Regions from separate parts of the Homo sapiens genome. Here region 1 is linked to region 2. Evidence: chromatin contacts called from ENCODE Hi-C or POLR2A ChIA-PET data. All regions are on one chromosome and are shown on one strand. The core of a region is the stretch at or near the end of the contact, and the rest is flanking DNA. Distances in the headings are between cores, read along the strand shown. Region 1 has its middle 20 kb from the start of LINC00702. Region 2 overlaps LINC02660 (long intergenic non-protein coding RNA 2660).

Region 1 (4,638 bases), core at 1,727-4,226, 340 kb before region 2:
TACTAAACAAAGAGGAACTTTATTGTATGCCATTGTATTGCATAATGTTTATGAATTAAAAGCAAAAGCCTTAGTGTGCTTGGCAGAGAACATAGATGCATACATCCTGTTTTCCTTCTTAGAGGAACAAATTGTATCTTAACTGCTTCACAGAAAATCATTACGTGTAGTACTCTCACATAGAATCTTTTAGTTATGCAATAAATACTTGTTGAATATAAATGATTACTTTCTAATCTATCTGTATTGTGAGAATGATTTTTTCCTCTATTTCTATATTAGCTGTTATTAAGAAGATTCATGCCTAAGTTCTTCTTTGCTGTCAATCTCTAAAACCCAATAGTCTGGTACTCCCTCAGATGAATCTATAACTTATTAAAAAGATCCTATGAGAATAACACAAATTCTATTATTTGTTGCCATTTTCTAGTCTACCACTGGGATATGATGGAAACACAGGTGTTAAGTGCCACCTCAAAAGCAATCATCTATGTACATAGACCGACTCCCTTTTACTCTGTTGGCTGCTAAGGGAAAGTACCTGATGTGCCATAATTAACATTCAACTGATGCCGCTGGAATTCACAGAATTTTAGTGTTTCTTGTTCCCCCTCAGCTTGTTACAGCCTCAGAGCATTCACCCACCGTGTCTCTGCCTGAAACACACTTCCTGAAGGTGCTTGCATGGACTGCTTCCTTGCTTTATTTAAATCTTTGCTTAAAAGCTTATTGCCACCACCACCAAGCTTCCCCACCAAGTCCAGTCTCTCTCACTTTTGCCAACCCATCAACCTTCCGAGTGTTCATTTATTGTTTCTCTCAGCCAACTAGAATATCAAACAGGAAGGCAAAATATGTCTGCGTTTGGTCACTTCTGTGCTCCCAATGTCTAGACCAGGGCCTAGCACATACAAAGTGCTAAATAAAGATTTCTTGAATTAATAAATCATTGAGTTAAATGTCTCACAGGATATATATTTTTTTAAAAAATTAAATGTGACATCCATTCTTCTGCATCCTCTGTGTTTGTTTTTTGAGACAGGGTTGTGCCTTGTCACCCAGGCTGGAGTACGGTGGTATGATCACAGCTCATTGCAGCCTTGACATTTCAGGCTCAAGTAATCATCTTGCCTCAACCTCCAGAGTAGCTGGGACTACAGGAGCTCATCACCACATCCACCTAATTTCTTTTTTTTTTTTTTTTTTTTTTGAGACAAAGTTTCATTCTTGTCGCCCAGGCTGGAGTGCAATGGCGTGATCTCAGCTCACCGCAACCTCCGCCTCCCGGGTTCAAGCCATTCTCCTGCTTCAGCCTCCTGAGTAGCTGGGATTACAGGCATGCACCACCACACCTGGCTAATTTTGTATTTTTTAGTAGAGACGGGGTTTCTCCATGTTGGTCAGGCTAGTCTCAAACTCCCGACCTCAGGGGATCCACCTGCCTCGGCCTCCCAAAGTGCTGGGATTACACACCTAATTTCTTATATATGTAGAGTTGGGGTCTAACTTTGCTGCCCAAACTGGTCTTGAATTCTTGGGCTCAAGCGATCTTCCTGGCTTGGCCTCCCAAAGTGCTGGGATTACAGGCATGAACCACCTTGCCTGGTCCATTCTTCTGCATATTCTATCACACACATTTGCCAAATGGTGAAAGGTCATAAGGAACTTGTTCCATTCACTTCTGCTTTCTGCATCCCCTACTCCCAGAAAAGCTAGGAAGCAGACATTCCGGTGCCTGATCTCCAGGGAAATGTCCTCACCAGGCTCCACTCCCTGGGCAACCACCTGAGCTCCTCAGGGTTTATCGAGGGTGCTTGTGCTTTTACCAGCTCCACCTGGGGAAGTAAATCTCGCTGAGCTAGAAAAGGACCACACTCTTCATAATGCATGCTCCTTTCCTAATGGTCATGCCCAGGCGCCCTGAGAAAGCTTTTAGGCATCTCAAAAATTGGCCATCAGGCACTACCACTGTTCGCTCTTCACAGGTACATGCCCTCATAAATTCCTGCAGCCACCAGCCCTGCTGGCCCCAGGAGCCAGGGCAACAAGGATAGGCCGAGAAGCTGAGGGTCAGCAGAGACAATGACGCAGCTTATGGAAATGGGGATGTAAGAATTTGGTGAAGAGAGGCAGGATCTTCCTCTTCGAGAGCAAGGTTCTCATGTCCCCAGCATCCAGCAGCACCTGCCTTCTCTGCGTGCCATCATGGCAGCCAAGGTGTGGCAGTGAAGGGTGCAAATGAAGCTGCTGTTTCCATAGAGAGTGTGACTTACTGGAGGAAACCAATATTCACATAAACAAAGGATGCATAATTACAGATAGTAATAAGTCTCATCAAGGGAATAAACAGAGAAAATATAAAACATGCAGCCCAGGCTGGAGGCAGTGCCCCCAATCCCAGGGACCCCATGCTTGGGATCCTGGGGGGCCCTGGACTTGAAACGAATACTAGGTCCCTGAATGGGCTGTCTTTGTCAGAAGGGGGTTGGAGGTGGCTTTGGAGCTGCCATTTGTCTTGCCTCAGACTTCCCAGAGGTACATGCTGAGATGAAGATTTACCTGTAAGCGATCGATTAAAGAACTGCTTCCAGAAGAAGCCAATCTGGCAATGTAAGGGTCAAGAGAGGGAAGCAGGAGATGCCAGGCGGGGACAGCTTCTCAGGGGGTCTCAGCCTCAGCCTGTGTGCTCAGATGCTTGGTGATGATGCTACCTCTGCAGTTTGCTGTGGAGGGAAGGGAGCTGGGCTTCACACACCCACCCGGCAGTCACCTCCCTTGTGGGAGGCCTACAAGCCCCAGGAAGATGCCCTGAACCAGGATGCAACTCCCTAGAAGCTGGGCAGAGCCCACAGAGCTGGTTAAGGGGTCTGTGGGAGGTTAGGCAGAGCCCCAGCAGTGCTAGAAGGAGCCAGCTTACAGAGACCAGCCCCAGGGAGTGGCCATCTCAGGCTGAAGAAACGGAAGGAGCCTGTGTCCTAAGGCTGGCAGGAAGCCAGTGAGGTCTAGGGTGGGAGCTTAGAGAGCTGGGGTGGGTTGGGGGCAGTCATGGCGTAGGAGCTAGGAGAGGCAGGCTGTAGCCGGGAGTTTAGATTTGGTTCTAAGTGTGATGCCAGCCCTTTCGAAGGTCTAAAATATTTGTATTTTATTTTTAAATCACTTTGGCTGCTACAGGAAAGATAGTTTGCAAGAGGGCAAAGGTGAATGTTGGGAAATAACAAACATACACACAGGATTTAAAATAGCTCAAACCTTTTATTTTCATATGCACCTGGATGTAATTAGGAGTCAAGATGTGACAATATATGATAATTTAGGTACCTTAAATGTCCATATAGCTATCTTCCGTCTGTATAGCTATTATTTATCATCTATCATCTATCTACCAATCTACACACCCTCACACACACAAATACACACATTGTTTTATTCTGATAGTTATCTATGGCATTCCACTTTAAACCAAACTAAATTTACATTTCAAATTAAAGGAGACAAATAAGAACATCTTTGTTTCTCAAATGCTAGCCATCTCAGACATACTGTGTCATAGAATACATAGATAACCTTTTATAAACATTTTGATTTAATATCTCTTGCAATTCAAATGGCCCAGAGATTATGTAATGAGACTCATAAACAGCAAATGACTTACTTTCTAAAAATTCTAGAAAATAGCTCACTAAAGCTCCATCGAAGATTAAGCTAAATTACATTATTAAAACAAGCTGATTTCCATTACAGCTTAATGTTTGGAAATAAAGAAATATATAACTACACATTATCTGTGTTCTCTAAAAAGAAAATAAATGTGTGTGTGTGTGTGTGTGTGTGTGTTTGTATTTTTCTATGGAAATATGGAAATCTTTGGGTTAACTGCTGCTCCTTCTTGCCTGCCATATCCCAGATCATTTTGACAGGAGCCCCTGTCTCTCTTGATGTCTGCTGCCACCCGTTATATGAGAAAGGTCAGAAGATATTCCCATGACACATACTCTCTGATAGTCATCTGTGACGAGCTGGACATCACTACTGCCGGTCATCTGTGATGGGCCGGACATCACTACTGCTTTGTGACATATACCCATTACAAATACTGTGTCACATCAAGTATTCAAACCTAAGGAGTATTTAATTGCTTTTATTAGTACCAAATTATATGCAAACATTATTTTTAACATGGCTGAACATTATACCTTTCTCCTACTATTTATCTTCTATACTTTTTTTAACAGGTTTCTGTCTTAGAGTTAATGTTCTTATTCTCCATTTAAAATATGTGTATCTATTTTAAAGCCAGAGACATTTGTACTAGTCTGCTTTCTTAAAGATTACAGTACAGATTGATATTCTTATGGGATTGAAATAACGGCCAGGCATGGTGGCTCATACCTGTAATCCCAGCACATTGGGAGGCTGAAGCAGGTGGATCACCTGAGGCCAGGATTTCAAGACAAGCCTGGTTAAGATGGCGAAACCCCATCTCTACTAAAAATACAAAAATTAGCCAGGTGTGGTAGTGCCACGCCTGTAATCCCAGCTACTTGGGAGACTGAGGCAGGAGATTCGCTTGAACCCAGGAAGTGGAGGTTACAGTGAGCGGAGATCATGCCACCGCACTCCAGCCTGGGCAAAAGAGTG
Region 2 (4,898 bases), core at 376-2,875:
TGTCTCTACTAAAAATACAAAAAAAAAAAAAAAATTAGCCAGGCATGGTGGCATTGCACCTGTAGTCCCAGCTACTCGGGAGGCTCAGGCAGGAGAATCACTTGAACCCGTGAGGTGGAGGTTTCAGTGAGTGGAGACCAGGTCAGTGCACTCCAGCCTGGGCAACAGAGTGAGACTCTGTCTCAAAAAAAAAAAGATATATAAAAATCATATATTTGTAATATATAATAATATAAAATAAGGAGATAAGTAATTCAAGTTGATAAAATGCATTTATTCCATTAAAAATATTATTATAATTAGGATTCAGTTTTTACTGATATCTCCATTGCTGGCACTAAAACAAACCTCTGGACCAGTATAAACTAATTCAGAATTATTTTTTGCTTGCTTCCTCAAAAGATGTCTTTTCCTCTTTCTGCATTGCAGCTGCCTGTCTCTGGGTTCCTGGCTCCTGTGTGGTGACAACCCCTTCCATCCCATGCCTCCCGGTGAATCCCAGCCTCTCCAGTTCTTAGTCGGCCTGGCCCTCGAACTCTGACTGCAAGCCTGTGGCTCTCCTGGATTCCACATTCTAGGACCTGGAGTTTCTTCACATTTCACTGGCTGAACCCCACAGCACTCCGTCCCCTTTTCATTGCTATTGCTCTACTGTTTCCTGTGGTCCCTGATTATGTTGGGCCTCTCAGAGGCTTCGGGTAGACTTTTCTACTAGACTGTGAGGCTGTGGCCATCTGCATGTACAACACAGGAAGGCCTTGTGGTGATTACAGTCATGAAAACTTTTGTCCCAGCACATAGGCTGAAGGATAATTTGACATGAGGGTGAGATTTGACTCCATTTAATTGGACATTAAATGAAACACATAGCATGCCTTTATTTGGTATTTAAATTATATGTTAGAGAAAATACTTTACATGCTGGGTGCAGTGGCTGACGTCTGTAATCCCAGCACCTTGTGAGGCCAAGGCGGGTGGATCAGTTGAGGTCAGGAGTTTGAGACCAGCCTGGTCAACATGGTGAAACTCCGTCTCCAATAAAAATACAAAACTGTCCAGGTGTGGTGGCACACACTTGTAATCCCAGCTACTCAGGAGGCTGAGGCAGGAGGATCACTTAAACCCGAGAGGTGGAGGTTGCAGTGAACTGAGATCATGCCACTGCACTCCAACCTGGATGACAGAGCAAGACTCTGTATCCAAAAAAAAAAAAAAAGAAGAAGAAGAAGAAAATACTGTATATTCTGTATATTCATAATATTTTTGTCTGACATTTGACATTTTGAGTATCTGGTATTATAATTCTATCATAAACAGTGGCCCAAGAACCTACATGGAACTTAGGAAGCTTTTTCCCCATAGAAATATAAAGTTATTTACAAATTAACCTTTAACATCCATCAGTTTGTACACTGGGAACTGATTTTACACAATTTTTACTCTGACCCACAGGTCAAAAGCGACATCATCACCTCCTGAAGGCAAGTCCACACTGGGCCCCAGGAGCTGAGCTGCTGCTTTTCCGGTTGACACATTTCCTCACATGCTTCCATCAATTCTTTCTGTGGTCACCACACTCCATGTTAATTACCACATCCTTTGCCTTGCCTGTGTTGGATTCTATTAGTGGCTCAGCCTAAACTCTAGACAAAATTGAGTCATCCCGCTCTACTCTGACATGGGATAGTCAAGAACAACTATGTGGAGACCGTATTTGGCGATTCCATGATATTAGAGACAGAAGCTTGGGCTGGGGGGAAGAACAAGCCATTTCAGCAGTGCCCTTCCCTTTCCTTCCTTGAGGAATTCTTATCAATGTGAGGTCATTAATACCTGAAAGACCAAGAATAAAATAGGGGTTTTGGAATGAGGTGCCAGGCAGGTAGGAAGAAAGGGTTGGAAATGTTGACACAAGCCCCACCCAGCTCATCAAGGGAGCACATTTGGGTTTGAGCCCAAAGCTCTCAACAGATGAAACCCCATCTCTACTAAAAGTACAAAAATTAGCCAGGCATGGTGGTGAGCGCCTGTAATCCCAGCTACTCAGGAGGCTGAGACAGGAGAATAACTTGAACCCGGGAGGCAGAGTTTGCAGTGAGCCAAGATGGCACCGGTGCAATCCAGCTTGGGTGACAAGAGCAAGACTCCGTCTCAAAATAAAGAAAAAAAGAAAGAAAGAAACCAGCTGGGCATGGTGGCTCAAACCTATAATTCCAACACTTTGAGAGGCTGAGGTGGGCAGGTTGTCTGAGGTCAGGGGTTTGAGACCAGCCTGGCCAACATGGTGAAATCCTATCTCTACTAAAAGAACAAAAAAATTAACTGAGCATGGTGGCATGCACCTGTAATCCCAACTACTCAGGAGGCTGAGGCAGGAGGATCACTTAAACCCGGAGGCAGAGATTGCAGAAAAAATAAATAAATAAATAAAAAGAAACCATTTCTGGAGTGGCCTCTCTCCATGCATCCCTCAAGAACCCACAGAAAATGATCAAGTTGGGGGTTCTGCATCCAAGCCCACCCTCTCAGCTTCTTGCTTTCTGCCTTAGATAAGACTAAAAGATCACAACATGGCAGTACTCCTTGGAAAATACTTAATAAATACATAGAAGTGTGCAGGGCAGGGCAGCCAAGGTCTGGACATCCCAAGTCTATGCCGTGAAATAGTTCAGAATAATCATTCCAAGACTCCCACAAACACACAGCAGAACTGAGATGAACACTGAGTTTCCACGATTGTTACAAACAACAACCAGCTGTGGGACATGGCTGGTTCCCTCTTCCTTACGGTGCAAGGGGCACCATTCCTCAGCCTTAGATATCAGCCTGTTATTCCAGCAGCCAAGCACTAGTGCTTCACCTCGGCAGGTGCACTTCCATACCCACAGGTCAGCCAGTGACCCAGCCTGGACAGATAAATGCCCTAAAATGGGTGAGGATTGGTAAGAAAGCAGGAAATCATCTTTTCTTGAGATCCAGGAACTTTGCAGGGGCTGCCTTTTCTACTACGCAGAGAAAGCATGTCTGAAGATGAAGCCAGCATTATGTGAAGCAGAATTGCAAGACACACACTGAAAAACAGAATTCCAGTAATATTATTGAGCTCCTGGGTTTGGCAGTACCTAAGGACAGCCCACTCCTGGGACTGCTACCTTACCTGAGCCCCTTTGGTTTATTCTAACATGATGACCGGGTGTGGTGGCTCACGCCTGTAATCCCAGCACTTTGGGAGGCCAAGGTGGGAGGAACACTTGAGGTCAGGAGCTTGAGACCAGTCTGGCCGATGTGACAAAACCCCATCTCTCTTAAAAGAAAAATACCCCCAAAAAAATATTAGCCAGGCATGGTTGTGAGTACCTGTAGTCTCAGCTACTCAGAAGGCTGAGGCAGGAGAATCACTTGAACCCGGGAGGTGGAGGTCGCAGTGAGCCGAGATCGTGCCACTACACTCCAGCCTGGGCAATGGACTCCATCTCAAAAAAAAAAAAAAAAAAAGCTGTATTTCTGCTACTTATCATTCTAAGATTCCTGACTACTGCTCCACAATTTTTTGAAATAGCATGTTTTAGAAATCATATAAAAACAAAAACTGCAGGCTATATTCACAAAGGGTCACTATCAATCATGCAAACTGCCTCTTATCCATTTATCCATCAGTTCTTAATTTCATGACAGAAAATTAATACCTTATTTTTGAAATAACTTTTAGTTCTTGTAAGGGTCTTCTAATTAAATCCTTATGCAATGCAACTGAAATAACACCAGAAACACGTGGATTTGTCAAGTAGTCAATGTGTATTTTTATAGCACTTTAATTTTTTTTGTACTCAGGCTGATAACGCTGGGTAGTTTTCTCTTTAAGCAAAAATAGCAGGTGAGAGCTGTGTACTAACAAGATGAAATCGCCATATCAGCCATCAGTTCTAGATGGCATGAATCCACACAGACCCTATGACTTAGAGAATATGAGGTGCCTAATTCAAGACGGGGGTTCATCTACATACAGAGAGGGAGGAGGTTATTCAGAAAAAGGAACATTTTCTTTTCTTCTCTTTTCTTTTCTTTCCTTTTCTTTTTTGAGATGGAGTTTCACTCTGGTCTCCCAGGTTGGAGTGCAATGGCGTAATCTTGGCTCACTGCAACCTCCACCGCCCAGGTTCAAGTGCCTCAGCCTGTCTCAGCCTCAGCCTCCCGAGTAGCTGGGACAACAAGCACACACCACCACGTCCAGCTAATTTTTGTATTTTCAGTAGAGACAGGGTTTCGCCATGTAGGCAAGGCTGGTCTCAAACTCCCGACCTCAGGTGATCCGCCCACCTAAGCCTCCCAAAGTTCTGGGATTACAGGCATTAGCCACTGTGCCCAGCCAGAAAGGAATGTTTCTAACCTATCCCAAGTGTATCCTTGTCTAGAGCAACACCAGAATATCATATCAAAGTGGAGGCTGCTGGGAAACATCCTTTCGGTAGGGAGGGGTTAATGGACGAGGATGGAACACGTCTCCTAAGGCAGCCAAAGAAATGGGGATGTGCAGGCACCAAAGCACAGGGCGTGTGTTACGTGATGGAGAAAAAGATCTTACTAGGTGAGAGGAAAAGAAAGAGGGAGTAAATATTTGTCACTGCTATTTAAAAATAAAATTAAAAAGAGTCCAGAAGCAATGGCTCACCCCTGTAATCCCAGCACTTTGGGAGGCCAAGGCGGGTGGATCACCTGAGGTCAGGAGTTCGAGACCAGACTGACCAACATAGCGAAACCCCGTCTCGACTAAAAATACAAAAATTAGCCAGATGTGGTGGTGGGTGCCTATAGTCCCAGCTAGTCGGGAGGCTGAGGCAGGAGAATCGTTTGAACCCGGGAGGCAGAGGTTGCAGTGAGTTGAGATTGTACCACTGCAC

What was found. A loop is a pair of places that touch in the nucleus more often than their neighbours do. ChIA-PET counts read pairs that join two places held with the same protein, here RNA polymerase II (POLR2A). Pooled maps may share reads with other maps.
Region 1: POLR2A ChIA-PET joins it to region 2 with 12 read pairs in activated T-cell. The contact joins two enhancer-like sites. A Hi-C loop is called at or near these places in 3 of 37 single-sample maps with no recorded cell type and 3 of 50 pooled maps. POLR2A ChIA-PET finds 5 or more read pairs at or near these places in 1 of 52 experiments (activated T-cell).

What each region holds. Positions count from the first base shown.
Region 1 is chr10:4,262,034-4,266,671 of GRCh38, reverse strand. No RefSeq gene overlaps it. Among named protein-coding and RNA genes, the nearest start is that of LINC00702, 20 kb to the right of the region's middle. Within about 2 kb of position 2,976, at least 4 of the 41 ENCODE cell types and tissues checked have a DNase peak (open chromatin) inside an H3K27ac peak, as active enhancers do.
Region 2 is chr10:3,921,203-3,926,100 of GRCh38, reverse strand. All of the region lies in intron 1 of LINC02660 (long intergenic non-protein coding RNA 2660), which reads right to left. Among named protein-coding and RNA genes, the nearest start is that of LINC02660, 12 kb to the right of the region's middle. Within about 2 kb of position 1,625, at least 4 of the 41 ENCODE cell types and tissues checked have a DNase peak (open chromatin) inside an H3K27ac peak, as active enhancers do.